3 separate regions of the Homo sapiens genome follow, and all the other regions are linked to region 3. A link is a loop called in an ENCODE intact Hi-C map of the cell type or tissue named here. Cell type or tissue: B cell. All regions are shown on one strand. Region 1 overlaps ENDOU (endonuclease, poly(U) specific). Region 2 overlaps SLC48A1 (solute carrier family 48 member 1). Region 3 has its middle 55 kb from the start of RPAP3.

The links. Hi-C counts contacts between places; a loop is a spot of excess contacts. Peaks named below come from ENCODE experiments on the same cell type or tissue, not always from the same donor. Only the 100,000 strongest peaks of a DNase experiment are listed, where the experiment ranks them.
Region 1: it touches region 3 in a loop (14-fold over the local background); 5 of 110 quality-filtered maps call a loop at or near these places.
Region 2: a loop joins it to region 3, with 20 times the contacts of the local background. A loop is called at or near these places in 37 of 110 quality-filtered maps.

What each region holds. Positions count from the first base shown.
Region 1 is chr12:47,710,489-47,718,488 of GRCh38, reverse strand. It overlaps ENDOU (endonuclease, poly(U) specific), which reads left to right. Exons shown (of 10, transcript NM_001172439.2): 3 at 295-360; 4 at 834-971; 5 at 1,431-1,599; 6 at 1,990-2,189; 7 at 5,101-5,214; 8 at 5,867-5,973; 9 at 6,714-6,856; 10 at 7,570-8,000. The coding sequence ends at 7,687. The region is part of intron 1 of RPAP3-DT (RPAP3 divergent transcript); the gene reads right to left. Among named protein-coding and RNA genes, the nearest start is that of RPAP3-DT, 8.4 kb to the right of the region's middle. RefSeq lists enhancers at 244-293, 634-753. In B cell, CTCF peaks have their summits at 561 (motif pointing right), 762, 2,793 and 3,016 (motif pointing left); DNase peaks (open chromatin) are centred at 373, 798 and 2,998; H3K27ac peaks cover 803 bases.
Region 2 is chr12:47,776,228-47,784,227 of GRCh38, reverse strand. SLC48A1 (solute carrier family 48 member 1) reads right to left here. Exons shown (of 3, transcript NM_017842.3): 2 at 5,033-5,200; 3 at 1,477-4,083. The coding sequence ends at 3,947. HDAC7 (histone deacetylase 7) reads left to right here. Exons shown (of 26, transcript NM_015401.5): 25 at 11-149; 26 at 342-1,506. The coding sequence ends at 387. Among named protein-coding and RNA genes, the nearest start is that of SLC48A1, 7.0 kb to the right of the region's middle. RefSeq lists a silencer at 4,643-4,692. In B cell, CTCF peaks have their summits at 4,523 and 4,722 (motif pointing right); a DNase peak (open chromatin) is centred at 4,747.
Region 3 is chr12:47,646,858-47,654,857 of GRCh38, reverse strand. No RefSeq gene overlaps it. Among named protein-coding and RNA genes, the nearest start is that of RPAP3, 55 kb to the left of the region's middle. In B cell, CTCF peaks have their summits at 2,844 and 3,051 (motif pointing left); a DNase peak (open chromatin) is centred at 3,017; H3K27ac peaks cover 363 bases.

The DNA.
Region 1 (8,000 bases), 64 kb before region 3:
TTAAATCAGAGTTTTCATCACCGAAGTCAGAGTTTTCAATCCAGATGTGTCACCTGGGGAAATTATTTTCCTTTTTTATAAGTTTTCTATAATGTGTCTTCCATTGGAAACATCTTCCATTTTCTGTTTTCATCATCATTATTTGGTGCCTGTCCATTGGACCCCAGCCCCTGTTCAGAATTTGCTTCCAGTGCCCTTGCTTGTCCCCTGAGGCTGGGGAAACAGAGAACCAGAAACCAAGCAGCAGGGGAATTCTCAGGTTGTTGGTGACTTTATTTTTCTATCTACCTGCAGAGGACCACAAAGAGTCAGAGCCATTGCCACAGCTGGAGGAAGAGACAGAAGAGGCCCTCGCCAGCAGTGAGCCTGCCTCCCCAAAGGGGGGCCCTCAAGATAAAGCAGGAGGGACATGAGGGTGACAAGCAGGGGCGGCCATGGCAGTGGCACCAGGCCCAGGCCTCAGCCAGATGAGAGAGGCTTGTTGGATTCTGGGAACCTGGGCAGGAAGAAGCCTGGGGGGGCTCAGCCAGCCTGGGGGGCCATGGGAGGAGGGTAGCTAGGAAAGAGAGCCTGAGGCCTGGAGAGGGAAGTGGAAGAGATTTTATTTTTAGAATGAGAAGATTAGAAAAACAGCAGGCCAGAAAGTAAAGTTCGGCATCAGAAAGGACTTCCTGACTGTGAAGGGTGTGCACGAATTAGGTTTGTTTGTTTTCCTTCCCTGGAGATCTTTACTGGGCAGAGTGAAGACAGCCAGGCTAGGGAGCGACAGCCTGTGGGGCGTTCAGAGCGACCTCTAGAGGTCAGCCCGGGACACACCACCCCTCTCTTCTCAGACTTGTACTCGGCACCCACCTCCTGCCAGGGCCGCTGCTACGAAGCCTTTGACAAGCACCACCAATGTCACTGCAATGCCCGCTGCCAAGAGTTTGGGAACTGCTGCAAGGATTTTGAGAGCCTGTGTAGTGACCACGGTTAGTCTTCTGCTCCCTTAGCTAAGCTGCAGAGACAGAAGGACTTTAGAGCAGGTTCTCAACATGTGGTCCCTGGACCAGCAGCTTCAGCAATGTCTGAGAACTTGTTAGAAACACAAACTCTGGGGCTTCACTCCGGGCCTACTTAATTAGAAACTCTAGGGATGGGACTCACTGTCCTGTACTACCAGGGCCTCCAGGTGGTTCTGATGCATGCTCAAGCGTGAGACCCCTTCTAGGGGGAAGGGGCGGGGGACATTCTGTGGGCAATGCCGTGTGGTGATTTTACACGTCCTTTAGGCTCTGGGCCCCTGTCCACCACTAGGGTGTCCAACTGTGGCCCCCCTCCCTCCTTGCTGGCTTCTTGAAGGTGCCCAGGAGGGGAGGTACACAGATAATTTCCTGCCCGCCCCCCTTTCCCTCTGGCTCTGAGGCCACCCCTCTTCCAATTCCTCCCAGAGGTCTCCCACAGCAGTGATGCCATAACAAAAGAGGAGATTCAGAGCATCTCTGAGAAGATCTACAGGGCAGACACCAACAAAGCCCAGAAGGAAGACATCGTTCTCAATAGCCAAAACTGCATCTCCCCGTCAGAGACCAGAAACCAAGTGGATCGCTGCCCAAAGCCGTGAGTTCCCACAATTCCTCTTTCTACCCCCTAAATCTTGCCCCTATCCTTGCTTCTTTCGATGTCTCGACTTTTTATCCTCAAGTCAGGCACGATCAAAGGGAGAGCAGAAAAAAAATAGTTCTCCAGAGACAAAGCCATCTTGAGGGACTGTGGATATCCAGTTGGGAGGGTTTCTGTGATTGGCCAGGCTGAGGATAGAACAGCTCTTCCAAAACATGAGGTGGAAGAAAAGTGACCTGATGTGTGACTTTCAAGAGTACCCGAAGTGCCCCCTCGGCTCCTGAACCCAGCCCTCGCCTGTCTGCCCCTGGCCTGTCTAGAAGTCTCTGGAGGGGTCGCTGCCCTGTGTTTGGGGCTCTCAGTGGGGCTCCCCTCTGCCTCCCCCAGACTCTTCACTTATGTCAATGAGAAGCTGTTCTCCAAGCCCACCTATGCAGCCTTCATCAACCTCCTCAACAACTACCAGCGGGCAACAGGCCATGGGGAGCACTTCAGTGCCCAGGAGCTGGCCGAGCAGGACGCCTTCCTCAGAGAGATCATGAAGACAGCAGTCATGAAGGAGCTCTACAGCTTCCTCCATCACCAGAGTGAGTGAGCACCCCCAGGCCCCAGAGCGCATGAGTCTGTCTGAGCGAAGCCAGGTGGGCGGGGGAGGGGAAGGTTAGGAGGGCAGGTGAGGAGGCGGTGGGGACTCTGTGGAGGTCAGTGTACATCTGGGAGGGATGAGGGATGAGGCCAGGGGGAAGCCAAGGAGAGGTTAGGAACCCAACCAGGAGCTGGCACATCCTCTGGCTGGCTGGCTTGGATATCACCCCACCTTTGACTTCATGTTAACTGCCTCATGCACGCCCACCCTCTGCTACAGTCTCAGGGTTCTCTGCCAGGTGTGAGCCTCCCCTCACATCCCACCCCCACCCAGAGCACGTCTCAGCCACCTCCGCGATCCTGGAGTCAGCACCATGTTTCAGACAGGTAGAGTCGCTGACTCTACTCCCTCCTCCCGCAATAAAGTCCAGGAATCGGGTTGGCTGAGTCCACCTTTTGGCTGGGGAAACAACATCAGAGAATCAACAAAGGTTCAGAGCGGGAAGTCCTATCGGGAAGAGTTGTGGTTGGAAAGCCTCCAGGTAGAGACACATTTGAGTCAGACCAAAAAAGATTTTGGCCGCAGGACTTCTTGGCATGGAGTTGTGTTTGTTACTGTCCTGCAGATTCCTTTCCCAACTCCAGGCAGCTGGGCTTTGTCTCAGGGGTGGCTCTGTCCGGGTCTTCCCTCGTTGTCCCTGAGAGTGCCTTGGCTCAGAGCTGCTGCCTCCCTTAAGAGTTGGTGACACTGTTTTTAGGTAAAGTGACAGCGACACAAGAGTGACTCTATGAAGAAGTTGCAATCCTGTGCTGCCCCCTGGCGTTCTCTTCGTAGTAAATACACAAGAGAATCTTGGAGGTCTAGACTGAGCAAGGGCTTTTCAAATGAGAGAAACGGAGGCCAGACAGGCTAGACTTATCTGAGGCCACAAATGAGTTGGAAGCGGAGCTGGGGCTGGAACTCAGGGTTCCGATGCCAAGGCCAGGCTGTCCCGTTACTAACTCTCTCCTCACCTCTCTCCTTGTCCAAATCCCACTTATCCTTAAAGTTCTATGATAATTCATATCCCACCGCATTTGTGAAGGCTGCACCTGCCCCAGCTCACTCTGGCTTTCGGCACCTCTGCAGAGTTTGGAGTGTGGTCCACAATAGCCTTGGGCCAGAGAGACTTGGTTTAAATCTTGGCTCTGCCACTTGCTAGTGACTTGACCCTGGGCAATTTATTTGACCTCTCTGGGACTTCCCTTTGAAATGGGGTTTTTGAGGATGACTGCTTATAAAGCACCCAGTAGAAAGCCTGGCACTCAGTCCTTGCTCAGTAAGGGGAACTATTCAGTGTGTGAAACCATTCTCTGTTATTTTATGTAGTCTTGTTTTCCAAATGTGTTTTAAGTCCTGGAAAGGAAGGAATATGTCTGGTATCTCTTTTGTATTCACCATATAAAATTGTGGGCAGTAAACAGTCAATCTTTGATGGTTCCCTCATTGAAATCTCCAGCCCTGAACTTTCCCAAGGGCCTTCTCAACATCTTCCACTTAGCTATCTAACTGATATTCACACAGAACCTAGTGTAGAAATAATTTTTGGTTCCCATCAAAAATACCTGCTCCTCTCTGGGTCTTCCCCATTTCATAAATGGCGGGCATAACCCATCCGGTTGCTCAGGCCAAAAGCCTAGTAGTTAGATGTAATTGTTCTCTTTACCTCAAAGTTCCCTACTCCCATCTCCTCCATCAGTAATGTAATGTCCATCACTCCCACTTCAAAATATGTCCTGGGCCTACTGCTTCTCTCTCCTCCTCCGGAGTTAACACCACCATCTAAGCCCCATCAACTTCTTACGTAGACAAAGCATGAGCCTCAAGACTGGTCTCTCTGCTTCCACTCATACCACCCCATTGCCTTTTTAACATACACAGCCAGGGTGATCTTTTAAAAGGTCCTATCATACAATTCCCCTGCTTAAAATCCTTCAGTGGCTCTGCACTACCAAGAAGCTATAGAGTTGTTAAAGAGATTGGTCTCTGGAGCTAGACTGAGTGGACTCAAGTGCTGTCTCTACCTTTCATTAACTGTGATCTTGCATGAGTTTTATACTTTGTCCGTCTCAGTTTCTTCATTTCTAAGTTGGGGATAATTAGTACCAAGCTTATATGAAGATTCAACGTGAGGATTCAGTGTTACATTGAAAGCACTTAAAATGGCAGGCACTAGGTGGACAGAAAGCAATTAGTAAATCTAAAACATTTTTTGTTTTATTTCTATTTGCCTGAGACCTGACCTTCTTGCCATGGCTTGAAGGATCTGACCCTTGGCTGCTTCTCAAACCTCCTCTCCTACCACTCTCCCCTCCTGCTCCAGCCTCACTGACTTCTTTTAGTTCTTTGAGTAGCAAACTCAAGTCTGCCTGGAGCCTTTGCTCTTGCAGTTCCCTCTACATGGAGGAATCTTCCCCACAGATCTTTGTGTAGCAAGTTCCTTATCCTTCAGCTCTCTGATCAGTGCTACCTTTTCACAGAGGCCTTTCTGATGTTCCTTTCTAGAAGACCCCCCCCCCCCGCCAACTTATGTGCCAGCCCTTTCCCGTCATTACGGGCTACTTTGCTTCATAGCACTGATCTGAAATCATATTTCTTATTGTTTACTTATTATTTGACTCCTCCAGTGGAATGTAATATAGATAGAGACCGTGTCCTTGCTATTCCCAGCTGAATCCTCAGCCTTTAGATCTGGATTTGGCACAAAATAGGCATCCCATAGATAATCATTGAATTAACAGCCGAACACATTTGTTGATTGAACCCACATGTTTCTTGACGTGTGGGAGCAAGTAGCTCTTCAGGTCTCTGTTTAGCGCTCCCAGGACCTGGCCCTGCCTCCCCTCTCCAAAACCCTTTGTGTTCCTCTGCAGATCGCTATGGCTCAGAGCAAGAGTTTGTCGATGACTTGAAGAACATGTGGTTTGGGCTCTATTCAAGAGGCAATGAAGAGGGGGACTCGAGTGGCTTTGAACATGTCTTCTCAGGTGGGAGCACTTTTCTTGGAAAGAAAGAGTTGGAGGGATGAAGAGGAATGGCTTTGCTCAGGAGCAGGGCAGCCCTGGGTGTGGATTAATCAGCAGTCCAGCCAGCTAGTAGGGAGGGACCCACGCACTCTCCCCTGCCCATATGGCAGGGGGGCGGGGGGGTGTCTGAGGAGCCATTCTGAGAAACAGTCTTTTCTGGAGTACCTAAGGGGGAAAGAAGACCAGATGCTGGGGCTCCCAAGGGGGTACATCTAGGACAAGACATGTGTCTGGGAGCAAGTTTGCCTACCTCTGAACAGTCCTTTGCTTCCAGGGCCTGGCCAGCTGCTTCCCAAGAGGGCCATGGTCTGTTCCCCCCTATTCTACCCCATAAAACTCCCACCAAGCCTGGCTTGCTGCTGGAGTAATGGCTGAGAGAGGTCATCAGGATCACCAGAAGGAAGGATTCTCCCAAGGGCTTGAGCCAGAAGGGGGGCCTTCCTGAGGTGAGAGATAGGACTGTGAGAGACTCTGGGGACTCACAGCAAGGGGTCAAGCAGCTAGAAGTCAGAGACTGGAGAAGGGGGAAGCCTTGGCATGGGGTGGAGAAAGGGGATTGGAGGGGAGGGTGGGGAAGGAGCCCAGATTATCCATCTTGGACTCTTTATTATAGGTGAGGTAAAAAAAGGCAAGGTTACTGGCTTCCATAACTGGATCCGCTTCTACCTGGAGGAGAAGGAGGGTCTGGTTGACTATTACAGTCACATCTACGATGGGCCTGTGAGTACACGGACTAGAAAAGCCTTGTCAGAGCCCAGATATCCTGCTCTCACTCTGTGTTCCAAACTGTCGACTTGCCTCTCAGCCTGACTCTCAGGGGGCAGCCCCAGGTGATTGTGACTATCACGTCCTCACCTGCTAGACAGCCACTTTAGCCAGCCAGGACACTGGAATTCCCTTCCAAACAGTGAAGGCTCTAGAACTGCAGGGGACAGGAGGCAGGAGGCACCATATCGGGGTGGGAGCCTGGGGCCTGGGGAGGATTCTCAGAGGGAAGAACAAAGATATGTAATTACTCCCTGCCTCAGTTTCCTTAGAACGTGGCTGAAAGTTTCAGCCTGGCTAGTTTGAGCTAAACTTCATACACTTTATAAGACAGAAACCTTTGCTGCCCGGTACCAGGAAATAATTTGGGGGCAGTAAACGATCCTTCTCTTCCATGTGTGAGGGCCACTGGGAACAGTGATATCCTTGATATCCAGAGGTGGATCCTATGGATAGTGATTTTGGCCTTTCTGGTAGATGTGCACTGGCAGCTCCAGGCAGAGGGTCCGGGTGGGCTCAGACACCTTAGCAAGGCAGACTGCCTCTTCTATTTAAAGAATCCAGTCTCCCTGGAAGGTTCACACAGGCCCCTAATGGACCCTCAACAAATACTGTCTGACTGTTGCCATTGGGCACCCGTTCTACTCCACTCTGTGGCACTCACCAGACCCCCTTTTCTGCCCTTCCCTCCACAGTGGGATTCTTACCCCGATGTGCTGGCAATGCAGTTCAACTGGGACGGCTACTATAAGGAAGTGGGCTCTGCTTTCATCGGCAGCAGCCCTGAGTTTGAGTTTGCACTCTACTCCCTGTGCTTCATCGCCAGGCCAGGCAAAGTGTAAGAATGGGGCCAGCCAGGCCTGGGGGCAGACTGGGGCTGCAGGCTGTCCTCAGCCATCACAGAGTCAAGAGACCTGGACTCTGCCACAAAGAGGCTGAGAGGGCTTGGACAAATCTGTGCTTTGGGCCTCAGTTCTCTTGCTTGAACAATTAAGTTTTTGGATTGGTTTGGTGGCTGCCAAACTTCATCTTAGCAGCAAAATTATCTCCCCTCATTCCCCCAAAGTGAAATCTTACGCAGGACCTTAATATATGAAATAGAAATGGAGTTGTCCTAGAGCTCTCAGCCTCTTTATTTGTCCCCTGAGGCTACTTAGGGGAACCTAGAGCTCCAGAAAGTACCATTAGGAACCACTGGGCTTCAAGTTCTCTAACATTCGGACACGTTGAGTTCTTCCACTTCTGAAACCCTAAGCAAATGTTTAATTTCTAAGGATTTCACCTCCAGAATCTGGGATTTTGGAATATTGCTCTGGGAAAGATGAGGAACAGCATTCTTTAAGAAGACAAGAAATAAGGCAAAGATTTTGAAATGGCTCCTTGCACATGGGGAGCTGGAGGCAGCTGCTGAAGAAAGCAGTGCCAGCTCTGTCTTTAAGGCTGTTTAAGCAGAATGGAGCCCTTCTGCTTCAGTTGGGCTTGATCCTTCCAGCCCAGGGAGAGGCAGCGTGAAGTGGGGAGCTCCTCTGATTTCAGGCTCTTTCCCCACAGGTGCCAGTTAAGCCTGGGAGGATATCCCTTAGCTGTCCGGACATATACCTGGGACAAGTCCACCTATGGGAATGGCAAGAAGTACATCGCCACAGCCTACATAGTGTCTTCCACCTAATAGAACTTCGAGCCAGAAAGGGGCATGAGGGCTCTTGCGAGACTGAAGTGCTATCTTCTCTGGACTAGAGAGAAGAGGGAGAGGACTGGAAGGGATCACCAAATCTCAAAGCAATGAGAAGCATTCCTAAATCCCAAAGTGCCCACATGGGAAAGAGATAAAATGTACAAATTAGAAAAATGTGGATAAACAGTCAAACCTTTATCCTCTAGAATTTTGGCAATGTTGACTAAGAAACAGAGTCCAAGCAGAGAAGGTAGGAACCCTCCATAGCTCTCTGCCCTGATGTGTGGGGGAACTAGGAAGAAGTCCT
Region 2 (8,000 bases), 130 kb before region 3:
CTTACCCCAGGTAAATACTGGGGCTGCATGCAGCGCCTGGCCTCCTGTCCAGACTCCTGGGTGCCTAGAGTGCCAGGGGCTGACAAAGAAGAAGTGGAGGCAGTGACCGCACTGGCGTCCCTCTCTGTGGGCATCCTGGCTGAAGATAGGTAATGCCAGACCCCTGGCCCTGGGCCCACAGCCTCTCCACCGCTTCATTCCTCCCTGCTTGAAGACCCCGGGTCCGCTATGCAGCCACCCCAACCCTCCCAGGCTTCCTGACCAGGGTTGAGAGGAAGCTTAGCTAAGGCCCTTGCTGCAGCCCTGGTGCTCCAGCATCCCACCCTTGTCCCTCCCCACAGGCCCTCGGAGCAGCTGGTGGAGGAGGAAGAACCTATGAATCTCTAAGGCTCTGGAACCATCTGCCCGCCCACCATGCCCTTGGGACCTGGTTCTCTTCTAACCCCTGGCAATAGCCCCCATTCCTGGGTCTTTAGAGATCCTGTGGGCAAGTAGTTGGAACCAGAGAACAGCCTGCCTGCTTTGACAGTTATCCCAGGGAGCGTGAGAAAATCCCTGGGTCTAGAATGGGAACTGGAGAGGACCCTGAGAGGAGACGGGCTGGGCGGCGACCCCCACAGGGCTCTCGAGAACAGATTCTCCCCTCCAGTATGGGCCCTGGCTGTGGCCCCCATTCCTCAGGACTGCACAGAGGAGGACTGGCTCCGGCTCCGTCGGGCTCACCCTTAACCACTATTCCTGGCTCTGCAAACCCCAGACTTTGCACACAGCCTCAGGCTCCACACAGAAATGTGAACTTGGCCTCAGACAGGCTGGCCCTTCCTAGGCTCTAGGGGCTAGGGGGGAGTGGGGAGCCAAGAGGTCCCATATTCCTGAGTGCAGGGGTAGTCCCTCTCACCTGCTTCCTCAGACGACTCTGGAAGCTTCCCTCTACCACTGGGCACTGAGACGAAGCTCCCTGACAGCCGAGACTGGCAGCCCTCCATCTGGTCCGTACCCTCGCCAGAGGCCCCCCTACATCAACCTCCTGGCGATGCCCTGGTGGAGCAGATGGGTGCTCTGGGAGTCCTGTGCTTCCTGATCCAATGGTGCCAAACCCTTCATCTCCCCAAGAAGCGCAGCATACCCCTGGGACCCCTCGGCCACTGCCCACTCGGGGAGCCTTCTCTGTTTCTGGGGCCTCCCCCACCATAGCTCTGATTCCCACCCCACATAGGAGTAGCCTGACTGAGGGGGAAGGGGTGGGAGAGAAGATACAGACATGGAGGAGGGGAGGCTGCTCTGGCAAAGTCTTCAAGGCTTTTGGGGGTCCAGGCCTGGGGTCAAGAAGGAAAATGTGTGTGAGCATGTGTGTGAGTGAGGCGTGTGTGTGAGCGTGTGTGTGAGTGAGGCGTGTGTGTGTGTCTTTCCTAGGACCCACCATACCCTGTGTATGTATGCATGTTTTTGTAAAAAGGAAGAAAATGGAAAAAAATCTGAACAATAAATGTTTTATTTGCTTTAAAAGTGCCTCTGAAAGGGCCCCCCAGAAGTGAGCAGTGCGCCGTCAAGCGGGTGTGCAGGGCACACAGCTGCACGGCACAGTGTGGGTCTGAGTCACTGCCGGAGGAGGGACCAGGGTGGTCTGGGCCGCAGCCCCTTTAACAATCTGCCCTTCCTGCCCTGCAGGAAGAACCCATTCTGAACACACCCTGGCTGTCCCTGGCTGCCCCACTTTGGGGTGACAAAGAGGAGGCAGCCCTGGGCTGAGTCCACAGAGACCAGCCCTGATATGGCAGGAGTGGGGGTGGGGTGGGGGAGTGGGAATACAGGAGCTCAGCCCCAGCTCACCACGGCATCCCCGAAGAGTTGTGACTCAGACACACCTGGGTTTAAGTCCCAGCTGGGAGCTCAGGTAAGTCAAATCGTCTTCTGGGGCCTCTGTTTATCAGTAGAAGGCTCCAGAAGTATACACTGTTGATGGCTCCTTCCCGCTCTGATGCACCATGCCTGATTAAGCATACACTGAGCCTAGAAGAGAGAAGGGGTGAGGCACAGGCCTGGACAAGCTCACCCAGCCTAAGCAGAGAGGAAGGCGCCAGGCTGGCAGCACCTGCCTTTGTGGTTCTGAGTCTGTCCGGTTTTTCCAGCAGGAAGAGGAGCACCTCATTACCTTAGACCTGGCCCAAGCTCCTGGCAGCCTGGCAGAGTGTGAGGGAAGAGGCGCTAATCCCTTTCCCATCTGGCCTGGCCTCTCGGGTGTGGACACCAAATCCCGCAGGGGTTGCTGTAGCTATGCCCGTGGGCATCCTTGCCCTGGCTGGGGTGTGCTAGAGAGAGGAAAGCTGGAGGAGGAGAGCTGAGCTGGTGGTTACCCCATGCCAGGAGGGCCAAGGCAAGAGGGCCTGCAGCCCCAGAGATACTGACTCTGTCCCCTGCCCTCCAGGGCACAACTGAACTAGCGGAATGGCTTAATCAGATAGCTCGAGAACTGCCACTACCACTCCCTCCCTGCCCACTCCTCCCAAAGTCCACCTGTTCCCGCAAGAGTCCCACCTCACAAGCAACCACCAGAGGCTGATACAAATGGCCGCTGTATTTTTGCTAAAGTGACAGTGACACAGATAAGGCAAAGAGCTGAGGGGCAGGACACATCAGATGGGAAGGGGGAGACCGTGCAAAATGGCAGTCTAACAGAAAATCATCCTTGTACCAACAGCCCCTTCCCTCCCAAGTTAGGTGAGCCCTTGGGCCAGTGTATGGGCAGAAAAGCAGATTTGTGTCCTTCAGAAGGGAAATGTAAAAAGGTGAAAGCTCTAGTTGAAGGGCAGTGAGAGGGGCTGGAGTGGGAGAGAAGGTCTCTCCTGGCCGGTGGTCTGGGTGCAGCAAGGGCACTCTGAGAAGGCAGAATGGAAACGCAGGGCTGGAGGGGCATGGGTACAGGTTTGGGGGCTCTTTCCAGCCTCTACTATGTTGCCCCCTTCCCCAAAGCCCTTACAGGGGCAGAAGCACATTCCCCGTGACCCTGAGTCTGGCCTCATTTGGGAAGTCTTCTGGGGTGTATGGATGCCTGTGTGTGTGAGTGAGATGGGTGGGGGGCCACGGCTATCTGGCTCTAGCACACTCATGGGAGACCAGCTCTGGGAACAACAGGATGGGGTGCTGGGATGGGGGTTTAAGAGGTCTCTGCTAGATATTTCTGAACTGACCTCCCCAGGTGCCCAACCTGGCCTTGGGAAGAGAGTGCCTAGGGCAGCGGGGATGGAAACCCTTGCCTGCAGCATAGGTCCAGGCCTCATGGCCCTACACCTTGACCTCTTGACTTTGTTGCCCTGGCCTTAAGTACAAAGATTCCTCACTGCGTGCTAAGAAAACAGATCCAGGCCGGGCACGGTGGCTCACACCTATAATCCCAGCACTTTGGAAGGCTGAGGCGGGTGAATCACCTGAGATCAGGAGTTCGAGACCAGCCTGGCCAACATGGCAAAACCCTGTCTCTACTAAAAACACAAAAATTTGCCGGGCATGGTGGCAGATGCCTGTAATCCCAGCTACTTGAGAGGCCAAGGCAGGAGAATTGCTTGAACCTGGGAGGCGGAGGTTGCAGTGAGCTGAGATCGCACTACTGCACTCCAGCCTGGGTGACAGAGTAAGACTCCATCTCAAAAAAAAAAAAAAAAGAAAAAAAAAAGAAAGAAAAGAAAACAGATTCATTTGAAAAGGTCTAAAGCTGCCCTCTGGCCAGGCTGATGAGGAGCAACATGGCAGGATCCCCTCTCTACCACACTCAGGTTTCCTCGAAAGGGGACGGGCAGGACAGCTTCCTGGGAGACCACACTCGTCCTGCTGTGTATTTTCTGCCACAGTTCTGGGGTCACCAGGGGGTGGGAGTAGCCTCTCCCAACATCTCAGAGGCTGAGTCCAGGTCCTAAGGCCCCCCCAGGGTGCAGAGACCTCACCCCCTGGGTCAGAAATCGCTGAGGATGCTGATGTCAGCAAAGTCAGCCCGGTAGCGGTGGGCATAGAGGCTGAGCAGGAAGGCCCACTTGAAGGAAATGAAGCTCCAGACGCTGGAGAGGTAGTAGCTGGTGGGGTCTGTGAGGCCTGCAGGGAGAGAAGTACCGACAGTGACTTTGGCAGGCCCTGCCCTCGGCCTCTGCACCGGCCACAAGGCCAGGGCCACCCTCCCCACTCAACATCCCTGCAACGTCCTGGCAGCTGAACCAACCCTTCAGAAAGACACTGTGATGGAGGTTTTAGAGCCATGGTCCCCAACCTTTTTGGCACCAGGGACTGGTTTTGTGGAAGACAATTTTTCCACAAAAACCTTGGGATGGTTTGGGGATGAAACTGTTCCACCTCAGATCGTCAAACATTAGATCATCAGGGGCACGCAACCCTCGCATGCGCCTCACAACAGGGTTTGCGCTTCTAATGCCCGCCGCTGACCTGACAGGAGGCAGAGCTCAGGCGGTAAGGCTCGCTTGCCCCTCACCTGCTGTGTGGCCTGGTTCCTAACAGGCCACGGACCACTACTGTTCCACAGCCTGGAACAGTAGAACGGAGCTGGGGACCGTTTTAGAGTATTCCAGGGTTTTCAGGCAGGAGGCCGTGGGGATTAGGGAAGGGCAGGGCTGGCCAATCACAGGTCTGTATCATCCACTCCGCTTTTGTGACAAATACCCTAGGCCACCTCCAACCTGCTTTAGTTAGCATCAGACTCCCGGAAGAAGGACCTCTGGTTATTTCCAGCCACAGCCACCAGAGGGCGCTCCCATCCCAGAGCTGAGCACAGACTAATGGGTCCCAATATCAGGAGTGCTTGTATGGGCTATGCACTGCTCAAGACTTCACATCAGTTTCATAGAATCCACCCAACTTGCGAGGTGGGGACTTGTTTTCTCCACATGAACCATAACAAAACCCGTGTCCGGGGAGGTTAAGTAATTCACCCAGTCTCTTTGGAGGTAACCTGTGGAACCAGGATGGGAATGCTGCTAAAATCCCCGCTGCTGTCCCTCCCATGCCCTCTTTCCCTGGGACCCGCCCTCACTCTGATGCCGGGTGATGGCCAGCACGAGGAAGGTGCAGAAGGCAGCGATGGAGACGGCCGAGAAGAGGACGCCCACGAAGAAGAAGCCGCGCAGCCCCTTGAGCCAGGTCCTCCAATAATCTTGCATGTACATCACGTGCGTCACCAGGACCCACAGTGCCAGCACCCCTGCAGGAGAGACACATCAGGGCCCATCCCCAGGGTGCTCCAGAGCCCTGCAGATCCACTAGACCAGGCCTATTTGCATAAGAATACCAAGAATATGGTCTTGTCTCTCATTCCCTCATAGAATGGAGTTTTCCTTTTCGGAGGCTGTGATATCAGAAGCAGGTAAGAGACTGAGCTGCCTGCTAGTAAGCCCAACATTAGAGAAACCTGCAGAAATACAAAACCCTACCATTCTCTCTGATTTTATTTTGTTTTGGAAAACATGAATATCTCTCACAAAAATGTTATGTTAATTCATGTTATTTTTAGTATTACTTTAAAATGCTAAAAAATGTTCTAACTTCTAATATAGTATATATCAATAGCTAAAACTCACATACATAAAATTTGCATGGAGTTTCACTACTTTTCAAGAGGATAAAAGGATCCTGAAAACCAGAAAGTCTGTGCCTCAGCAGCCCAGCCTGCTTTCTGGGGACTTGCCACTGTCTACCCTGAGGGCCACAGAGCAGGGAAGCCATGCTCCTGCCCCATGCTCCTCCTCCACCCAGCCCTCAGAGGCCACAGTCTCAAAGTCACAAGGCCTGCAGGGCTCTTCCCAAACTGCCTGAGTTGGTTTTGCAGGATGAGGAGGTCCAGCCATGAAGACTCCAGGGCCACCCAACCCCTGAGTGGCCTTATTGTTCTTGGCCAGACCTCATGCCACTCCCTCCATTTTGCGGCAAAGGGCAGGCCATCACCACCTGCACCGCTCCCCACCCCCACTGCCCCCAGCTTTTCCTGGGCCTGGCCTCTGCGCCTGGGTGGACACTTCCTCTAGGATGCCAGCTGCCACCCAGCCAATACAATACAAAACAACCCTCTGTGCCAGGCAGTGCCTGCTGGTGCAGCCCAAAGAGTGGAACAAATATCAACTCCATTGGCAAGGGTCCGGGCAGGGCGGTGGATCCCGGCAAGGGACAAATGAGGAAGGAGGCAGAGCCAGCTGCAGGCTCTCAGCTGGTTGGGTTGCAAGGTGTGGGCCACTCAGGCCGCTGCATCCTAGGAGTCAGGAGGCCTTTCCAAAAGGCAGCTGCACACATGCCACTCAGAGTAGTTACCAAATGTGCACAGGAAGGATAAGCATCTGGTTGGGGAAAGTGGTTATCTCTGGCAATGGAGACAAGGAAGGGAAGTTGATGGGGCGGTGGGGGTGGGGAAGTGCTTTGAATCTATGGGAATCTATGCTATTTTGTTTCTTAGGCTGGGTGGGAAATCTATGCTATTTTATCTACGCTGTTTTCTCAGGCTGGGTTATAAGGGTGTTTGTTAAATCATCTATCCTTTTTTGTGTGCCTAAAATATTTCATAATTTGTTTAAGGGGGAAAAAGGCAGGAGGAAGCTTGTCACTGTGGAGCTATGCTCTGGTTACCAGCTCAGAGGCTGTCCCAGTTTGGCTGTCCCCAGACAGTCCAGTGAGGAACAAAAACCCATGAGACTCCAAGCCAAGAAACCAGGAGCCTGGCACTGCTGTGTCCCAAAGCCTTGGTGTTTCCACATCTAAAAATGGGTGGGCCCAGGGGTCCTGCCAGTTTAGGTAACTGGGCCCAGGGTTCTACCCTAGTGAGGGTGAAGGCCTACCAAGCCTACAGCTTCCCTCAGCCCCTGCCACCGTTTGACCCCCTGAACACTCTCCCAGCTTTGCCCCTGCCCACCTCCACTCTTCCTCAGGGGGTGGGGGCCTGGAATGTGGGTCCCCCTCCTACTGAGATCAGGGTGGGCCAGGACAAGCATCTGTTCCTCCCCACCTAGTCTGGATGCTGGAGTGGGCCAGAGGTGGACAGGACAATCATCCTGCAGCTTCCTCTTACCTCCTACAAGATCTGGATTTTTATACCAGCCACCTTTCACAGAAGTCCCTCCCACTCCTCACATGTGTCCCATGTTTTCATTTGAGGGAGCTGTTTGGTTTATAAAGGGCCCTGGGAACAAGGGGTGTTGTCACTGAGCACACTCAAGGAGCAGTCTGATGGGCACCTGTCTGGAACAGGTCCCCTCGCCCTCTGTCTCCTCGTGCCACAGAGGGGTTGGGGAAGTTGAGCTCTAAGATCCTTTCCCACTCAAAGATTCTAGAAGCCAGCTTGGGAGAAAAATAAGGTCAGAACAATTCCTCTGTGACTCAGCAGTTTCTGGGTTAGGAAATGCTGAAATAGGGGCCTGTGAAGATGCCATCTCTTAGTCCACTGGCCACGATCCAGTGGTTCCCCAAAACTCCCACCCCCATGTACATGCACATACCAAAGAGGGCTGAGGGCAGGAGGGAGAGGAAGACAGCCATTTGGGGGCGTTTTGGGCCCTGTTCTTTGTTAACAACAGGCATGGTTTACCCACCTCTCACCTTCCCTCAACCTTGCTCCAGGCCCTGCACAGAGGCCTCCCCTCCAGATAAACACACATCAAGTGTGGAGGCAGGCCTGCTGCCCACGCCCTGGCTCCCACCACCCTCCTGGGAAGGGAGCTCTCCACCAGCCCTACCCAAGGGGGTCACTGAAGGAGATGGAGCCCCTCACTGGTCCCCTCCCACACATCAGGCAGGAGGCAATGTATCTCCCTAATACCCTTCCCTGGCACACTTGGGGACTCTAGGAAGCCTGGTTTATAAAACTCGGGGTGGAATGGACAGGTCCCCAATCCCACCTGGCTGCAAGCCCACACCAGACCACACCGTTGCTCCATCCTACCTGTTTCAAGGAGCAGAGCCCCTGCTTAGCCATGTGAGCTTATTGGCTCACAGCCGATAAGCTAAGGGTAAGGAAGGCA
Region 3 (8,000 bases):
GGTAGTGTACCTAAGTAGAAGACCCTCCTTCAGTGTGTTTGACTTCTGTGATCACAAGCAGCCAGTCAAATGGGAGGTAGGAGACATTTCCCTTGTGGCTTATGGAATCAGTACTGTGCTTTTGCAGTACTGGTGCTGGGCTGATAACTGCAAAGAAGTAAGACTGTGAGTGATGAAAGGCTCAATCAGGGGTTTGATGATTCTGGAGGTGGTGGTCTGGGGAACAGACAGGGAAGGTGGCATGGAAGAGGTGGGGTCTGAGGAGGCCTAGAAGGATGGGTCAGATCTGGTTTAGGTGGAGGAGGGTTGATGGCTTCTCTTAACAGGATCCATCTTAACTTCTGAGAGATACAGATGGATAGCAGAATAGTAGGATGGGAATTGCTGTGGCACCTTTCTTGAATGGCACATCAAAGCCCAGACCTGTTCACTCAGGAGAGATCTTGGGATGGAGAACAGTGGTAGAATTGTTATTTGGTTTGTCTCTTAAAGATTCTTAAATTTTATGTGACACTTCAGCATTTAAACTTCATGCTGTCGAAATACCAACGTGAGAGGTCAGAGGAAAAGAAGATAAAGAGTGCAGGCACTCAGGCAGTTGACATGGGTAAAACTAAATATTTGGGCCTCACTAGAATCTTTCTATTGGTTTACTATCTCTTCAGAGAATAGTGTAAATGAGGAAGATATGCCTGAGTCCTGGGGTCTATTTTAACCTACCACTTATAGCTTGCTTTATTGACATTTCAGATCACCCAAGCCAGTGAACACATTCATGATGATCCTGAAGCTGATCGTGGGGGAAAATGTTTTATAAAACTAGGGGCATCCTTTGGGTGGATGAAACCGATGAAATCAGGATGAAACAAGCAGATTAATAAGGGTTGAGCATAGGCCATAAGAAATATTAAAAAACATATAAAACTGTCATCAATGATAAAATATTCTCCGCTACTAACAAGTTACTGAAATATATCAAACGTTCTTCTGATCCTTGGCTGGTTCTCTTTGAGGAATGAGTCGCTGCAGTTAGTTTCTGCCACCTCGGGATGGAGACCAGTGGGCTCCGGGCAGAGCACTGAGGAGGCACTTGCTAAATGTTCACTGAATGAAAAGCGAGTAAAGCTGGAGACTGTTGTGGCCATGCATTGTCCATGAACACCAGGCAAAAGTTATAAATTAATTTGATTGTAAATTAATTTGATATTATAAAAGGAAAACTAAAACCATTCTGTAACCAGAGTAGTGGAAATACACGAAAATAGATGACTCCGTCATACCATCGATCCTGTACTAGAACAGAATTTGCAATACCATTTAGAATACTTCTGGAACTCTGTCCCAGTAAGAGCAATAGAAGATGAGCTTTTATCACAACAAAGTGCTCTGAGCTGTATAGTTTTCTTGACTTGTTTTTTTTTTTTTTTTTTTTTTTTTTGAGACAGAGTCTTGCTCTATTGCCAGGCCTGGAGTGCAGTGGCACAATCTCAGCTCACTGCAACCTCTGCCTCCTGGGTTCAAGCAATTTTCCTGTCTCAGCCTCCTGAGTAGCTGGGATTACAGGTGTGCACCACCACGCCCAACTATTTTTTGTATTTTTAGTAGAGACGGGGTTTTACCATGTTGGCCAGGCTGGTCTCGAACTTCTGACCTCAGGTGATCTGCCTGCCTCAGCCTCCCAAAGTGCTGGGATTTCAGGGGTGAGCCACCATGCCTGACCCTTCTTGACATTTTCAGTTTATCTTATTTGACCCTTGCAACTGTGTTCAGTGAGATATTTAGAGCAGCTGTTACTTGGATAGGAAAACAAAGAGCTGAAAAGGTTAAATTACATGCCCAAAGTTATGTCAATAATGACATAACTCAGACTCTGTGCTGTTTCCAGTAACCTCTATCAGGTCCCCTCTTATGGAATCCAGTAATGATGTGGACTTTACTGAGTAAACCCCTAGCACTGCAAACCATTGAGTGTGGATTCAGTGGTGCTACAGACTGAATGTTGTGTCCTACCCAAAATCCATATGTTGAAATCCTAATCCCCACTGTGATGGTATGTGGAGACGGGGCCTTTGGGAGGTAACTGGGCCATGAGGGTGGAGCCCTCATGCTGGGATTACTACCCTTATTAAAAAGGAACAGGAAAGAGCTGCTTCTTCCCCCACCCCACCCCCGTTCTCTCTGGCTCTTTTTCTGTCTGTCTCTGTCCTCTGCCACGTGAGGATACAGTGAGACAACAGCCATCTGCAAACCAGGAAGAGGGCCCTCACCAAACACCAGGTCTGCTGGCTTCTTGATCATGGACTTATCAGTGTCCAGAACTGTGAGAAATAAATGTTTCTTGTTTAAGCCACCCAGTGTATGGTATTCTTAAAATAGCCTCCTGAACTAAGAGACATGAAAACTAGAATTGGTCTGCCTATCAGTGGGATTATAAATGTGCAGTGTATTTTAAAGAGTTGATCTCCAAAGTACAGTACTTAGCACGTAATATGAAGTTAATAAATGTTTGCTAGATAAAGGAACGAATGCAGGCAGTATAGAATGAGAATGAAGTATCCAGATGAAGCCTTAAGTTTGGCTGAAAGCACTTGTCTGAACATTTAAAGACCTTTTCATCATCAATGAGGATTATTTTAATTCCCTTTTATAGGATTGTGTTCAGAGTGTTCCTCCCCAAAATGTTTTTTGAATACCAAATGAATGTAAAAAGGAATAGGGTTATAATGTTCTGTTTCTCATGTGGAACTCCCTTGTTCATGGCAGTTCAAATAGACTAATATTAGCTAATATTTATATACATCCTACTGTGTGGCAGGCACTTTACCAAGGGTTTTGCATATATTATCTCAATCCTAGAAACATGCAGAATAGGTTTTCCTGTGAAGCTGGGGGTCAAGCAGAAGCTAGTCTGACTTAGACGCTCATATTCTTCCTCGTACACTGCAGTGGTTGCTGAGCCACTGTCAGGATAACACAAGAGCACAGCGGCTGGAGAAGGCAGGCTGGCAGCTGGCATTTCTTCGGTATTACTACCACCTACTGGATGTTCAGAAAATAACAGTATGCATGTGGCAGAAAGCATTCTGATAGGAATAAAAATGAAAGTGAATTTTAATTTCTTAAGATTTTCGGCCAGGCGCGGTGGCTCACGCCTGTAATCCTAGCAGTTTGGGAGGCCAAGGCGGGCAGATTGCCTGAGCTCAGGAGTTCGAGACCAATCTGGGCAACATGGCAAAACCCCATCACTACTAAAATACAGAAAATTAGCTGGGCATGGTGGTGCATGCCTGTATTCCCAGCAACTCCGAAGGCTGAGGCACGAAAATCACTTGAGCCTGGGAGGCAGAGGTTGCAGTGAGCTGAGATTGCACCACTGCACTCCAGCCTGAGCAATAGAGTGAGACCCTGTCTCAAACAAAAAAAGATTTTGACTGCTTAGTATCTGTAAAAGTCTCCTTCTAGTGCATATAGCAAAAATGAAGATGTAATCTTTGATCATGTTGTTCAGTATTGAAACCTGGGAGGAGGATATAGTGAAAGGAGGGAGTACGGCAGACAGTTTGTTACGGCAAGTTCATTCAGCCAGCATACAGGTCCTGGTGGCCTTCTCTGTGCCAGTCACTGTGGTGGTTGGCTTGAGTAGTTGGCAGACAGGAAGGGATGTCAGTGCTTATTTGGGCCCTGTTATGAGACATTGGATTTACTCTGTCCTGTAGCCTGACAGTCCTGGGCCACGGTCACGTAGGGAAGCTGTGGAATCATGGTGGAGTGTCCAGACAGGGAGCATACCTCAAAGTCAGTGCCTAACTATGGCTAGGTCAGAACTCCCATCTTCCTACATCAAGGACAGCCCCCTTCCTAATGTGTCACAAGGTCTTTCTAGGGACTTGTGGGGGAGTGTGTGGGCAGCATTTTTCCTCCCCTCAGTACTTCAGTGCATGAGACCTAGATTTAAGCTAAATATTGACTAAATTTTGAAGAGGAGGTGTCACAAAAATGCATTTAGAAAGGAATGTGCAGAAAGGGCTGTTCTTCCTTGAGAGAGGGGGGTGTGTGTGTGCATGGACATGGTGGGCAATGCTGTTTGTGTGTAATATTCAGGTCGGCTTTACTGGCCTACAGAGATACCTGCTTTTCTTCTACTTCCCCTTCTCAGTTTCTAACATCAGTGAGTCATTTTGATGTTTACTTTATGAGGCCTCTTTAAGTGGTAAAATACAGTGATTTTGTTTAGTCTCACTTGGATAATTGAATATGCATTTCTGTAACATCAGAGAAAAACTATATTTAACTATTAAGTCAACACAGACCCTGAATTATGATGAAGTAGCACACTTGCAATGGCAAAAAGCCAAGTTGACACCAAGAAGTGTCATAGTTTTGTGGTCATTGATTTGATTTCTCAAAGATTATGCCATGTTCAGTTATGTCTTTTCTACACTTTGTACCAAGCCTTTTGTGAGTGCTAAACATCTTTGAATTATCTGTGATGAGGTATTGCTCACTGGGCAGGTATTAGTTTATGAGGATGGTGAAAAGACCAAAGGAAAGGACTCACTCACAATTCTGTCCAACAATAAATAGAGTTGACTGAGATGGCAGTGTTTTTTTCCAGCTGAAGTTGCTACCTGGCTGGGTGTGGTGGCTCACGTCTGTAAGCCTAGCACTTTGGGAGGCTGAGGCAGGTGGATCACTTGAGGTCAGAAGTTCGAGACCAGCCTGGCCAACATAGTGAAACCCCATCTCAACTAAATATACAAAAATTAGCTGGGTGTGGTGACACGCACCTGTAGTTTCATCTACTCGGGAGGCTGAGGAAGGAGAATCTCTTGAACCTGGGAGGTAGAGGTTGCAGTGAGCTGAGATCACACCACTGCAGCCTGGCCAACATAGTGAAACCCCGTCTCAATGAAATACACAAAAATTAGCTGGGTGTGGTGACACGCACCTGTAGTTTCAGCTACTCGGGAGGCTGAGGAAGGAGAATCTCTTGAGCCTGGGAGGTGGAGGTTGCAGTGAGCTGAGATCACACCACTGCACTCTTAACCTGGGTGGCAGAGCGAGACTCTGTCTCAAAATGAAAAATGAAATTAAATTAAATAAAATAAAAAAATAAAAGTAAAATGTAAAATAAAATAATAAAATAAAGTTGCTATCAACCTTATTTTAACCCTAACATCCTACAATTCAAGACCTGGGGCAGTATTATCCATAGAGTCTGGCAGTAGTGGAAGCTCTGCATGGTTACAGACTTTATCATAATGTCCTCACCTCTGGCCCTGAACTAGCCAGCAACCTCAAAGTGCCAGAGGGTTCCTGCCAAATACGTTTCCCTCCTGGCTTGTCAGAATGCCTGAAAATCCTGTCCTAGACTTCTTAGAGACACAAACATTTTAAACTTAGCCCAGGTATTACTATAATTTGAAAATAGTAACATATGAGCTAATTTGTCCATTAACAAAGACGATTTTATTTTATCAGTCCCATGCTTTGGAGAGGAGGATCCTGAAGGAAACTAAAAGCAGGCCTCGGGAGGCAAAAGCCAAGATAGGGTTTAGGTTAAGTCAGAAGTGAAAAAGGATGATTTAACCGGGGACATGAAGCATAAAGAAAGTAGGTATAGATAGTCTTTTTACCTCCCACAGGCTCAGAGTTTTGCCTTAGTTGGGGCTGGAGAGGCTGAGATCCCAGGCTGATAAATTTGACATAGAGGTTTTCCTGAGTAGACTCAGTACTAGGTAATCATAACTTATGGCTCTGGTTATTGTTACCTCAGTGATAGATTGAGCTTAATGGAGGGTAGGGTTCAGTAGGATGTTGCAAGGCAGCTACCATGTGCCTTTAACTCCCACCGCAAACCAAATAGCAAAGCCATCTGAAGCCCGCAATTTGCTGGAAGGGCAGAAGCAAAAATAAAGAACCAGATTCAAATGAACTTCTGTAACTACCATCAGGATATCCTCAAGGGCTCTAGCTTTAGAGGGTCATCTGTCCCATTGATGCTGGAAAACATAACCTGAGCCTCTTTCTTGTGTCACTAGAAGATATCAGTCTTTGTTGGGTCCCAGCAACACCTACCTAGGGAGTGTTTACACACACACACAAATCCAGCCATACTGTTCCCTGTCAGCTCTCCTGTGGGCAGCTGCCCAGGCTTCCCTGCTGTGGTTGTAGCCTCGTTTCTAGGCTTCCTCTCCACCCCAGGCCTGCTTAACACCAGGCATGGATGCAGTCCCTTCCGTTAGCCTTCCAAACACAGCTGATACTAGAAGGCACAGTTTAACAATACTTTACCATATACTTGAAGATACCACTGGGGCCTTATGGGACACAAATGAACTTTAAAACCAGGCACCCCTGCTCCTGGAGTCCAGTGGCTGTACTTCTTTGCAAAAGTGCCCCTCCTTAAGCCCAGAATTCTCCACCAGTTGGCCTAAGCCAGATAAAGTGAAAACCAGTTCTCATCCTCTAACAGTCTCTGCAGAGCTTCACTACGCACTTGGTGAAGACTGGGTCAGCATCTGAGTCTGAAGCCTGTGCATGTGGATTACTCCCTGCTTTCAGGACTTCCCTGACCTGAAAGAGTGAGTAAGCATTTACCTTAGATCTGCTTAACCAAAACAAACTGTGTTTCCTAGAACAATGGGAGGATCTTCCCAATGGAAAAAGAAAATCCAGGAAACACAGGAATAAAAAGAATGCTTCTGATTCCCCAAATGTTGGCTTTAATTTTGTTTTCTCATGTCTGTTGCAGTGGGTACCTGGAATTCGATTTTGTCCTTTTTTACTCACCTTACCACTTTTTCCATCCGAGAATGCTTGATTTGGATAATCAGAGTAAGTCAGTCAAAATGTTCAAATTGGGTATAAAGTCTCTCAGGTGAATATCAGCCCTTACAATCTGAAATGTTATCAAGTCAAGCTACACTGCATGTTTGCCATCTCACTTTTCATTACACTTGATTTGTCCTTGTATTTGACAAAGAAGCAGAACAAAGTTTTCACCAACCAACCACATGACAGCATTAACCACCAGAGGATTTTGAACCTAAGCCTGGTGGAAATTCAGAAGCAAGGAAAATCGTGTAAGGCAATGAGGCTCCTTAGAGAAACTTCAAAGATCTTGTTAATAGGTCAGCTCAACTAACTGTAAATGACCTGAATTCAGGACTAAGATTTCCATAAATATAGTGATCAATGTTGATTTTAATTACATTACCTTTAACACTTGTTAGAAGGAAAGCAAAGAATCTCATTTTCATGTATAATTACTTTTCATAGATCTGATATGCTTTTTACTTAGCTTGGAGCAATGGGTCATTTTTTAAAGGACTACATTATTAGCTTTGATCTAATTTGCCTGGGCTGAGTTTAAAATGTTTGTGTTTCTGAGAAGTCTAAGACAGGATTTTCAGGCATGAGATGGCTCTGTGCTTTCCATTTTGGTACTTGGATGTGAAATTTTTTACCTCTTATTCCCAAGAAGCTGTCATGTATAATAGGGTGGTGCATTGTGAATTTCATGATGTATTCATTGGTCCACTACATTAAAACATAAAAACTGAATCTGAATTGTAGGAGTGGGGTCATATTATAAATTCATAAAAATTAAATTATTTTTATCAATCAAATAATGAATATTTAATATAATACTGGGCATTGGTGGTAAAACAGAAATTTTAAAAGCCATCATTGCTTAAAACCTGTAAGTGGGGTCATAAGGCTAATAAAAAGGAAACAAGACAAATATGTGTTAAATGAATTAAGAATTAGGATAAAGGAGAGATTACTGTGGTCTTAACATCAGCAAGAAGACTTCTTAGTGGGAGGTGATACTTAAAAAGTTTGGGGGGACTCCTAGGAAAAGATGGTGGATTAACCACATTTTTTCTTCTTACCTTTCCTCAGATTCTAGTAAAATAATAGTAAAGAATTACAAATGAATAAATCATAAACAGCAAAAAGAAGGGGAACTGCATTAGGAAACAAAAACTATTAAT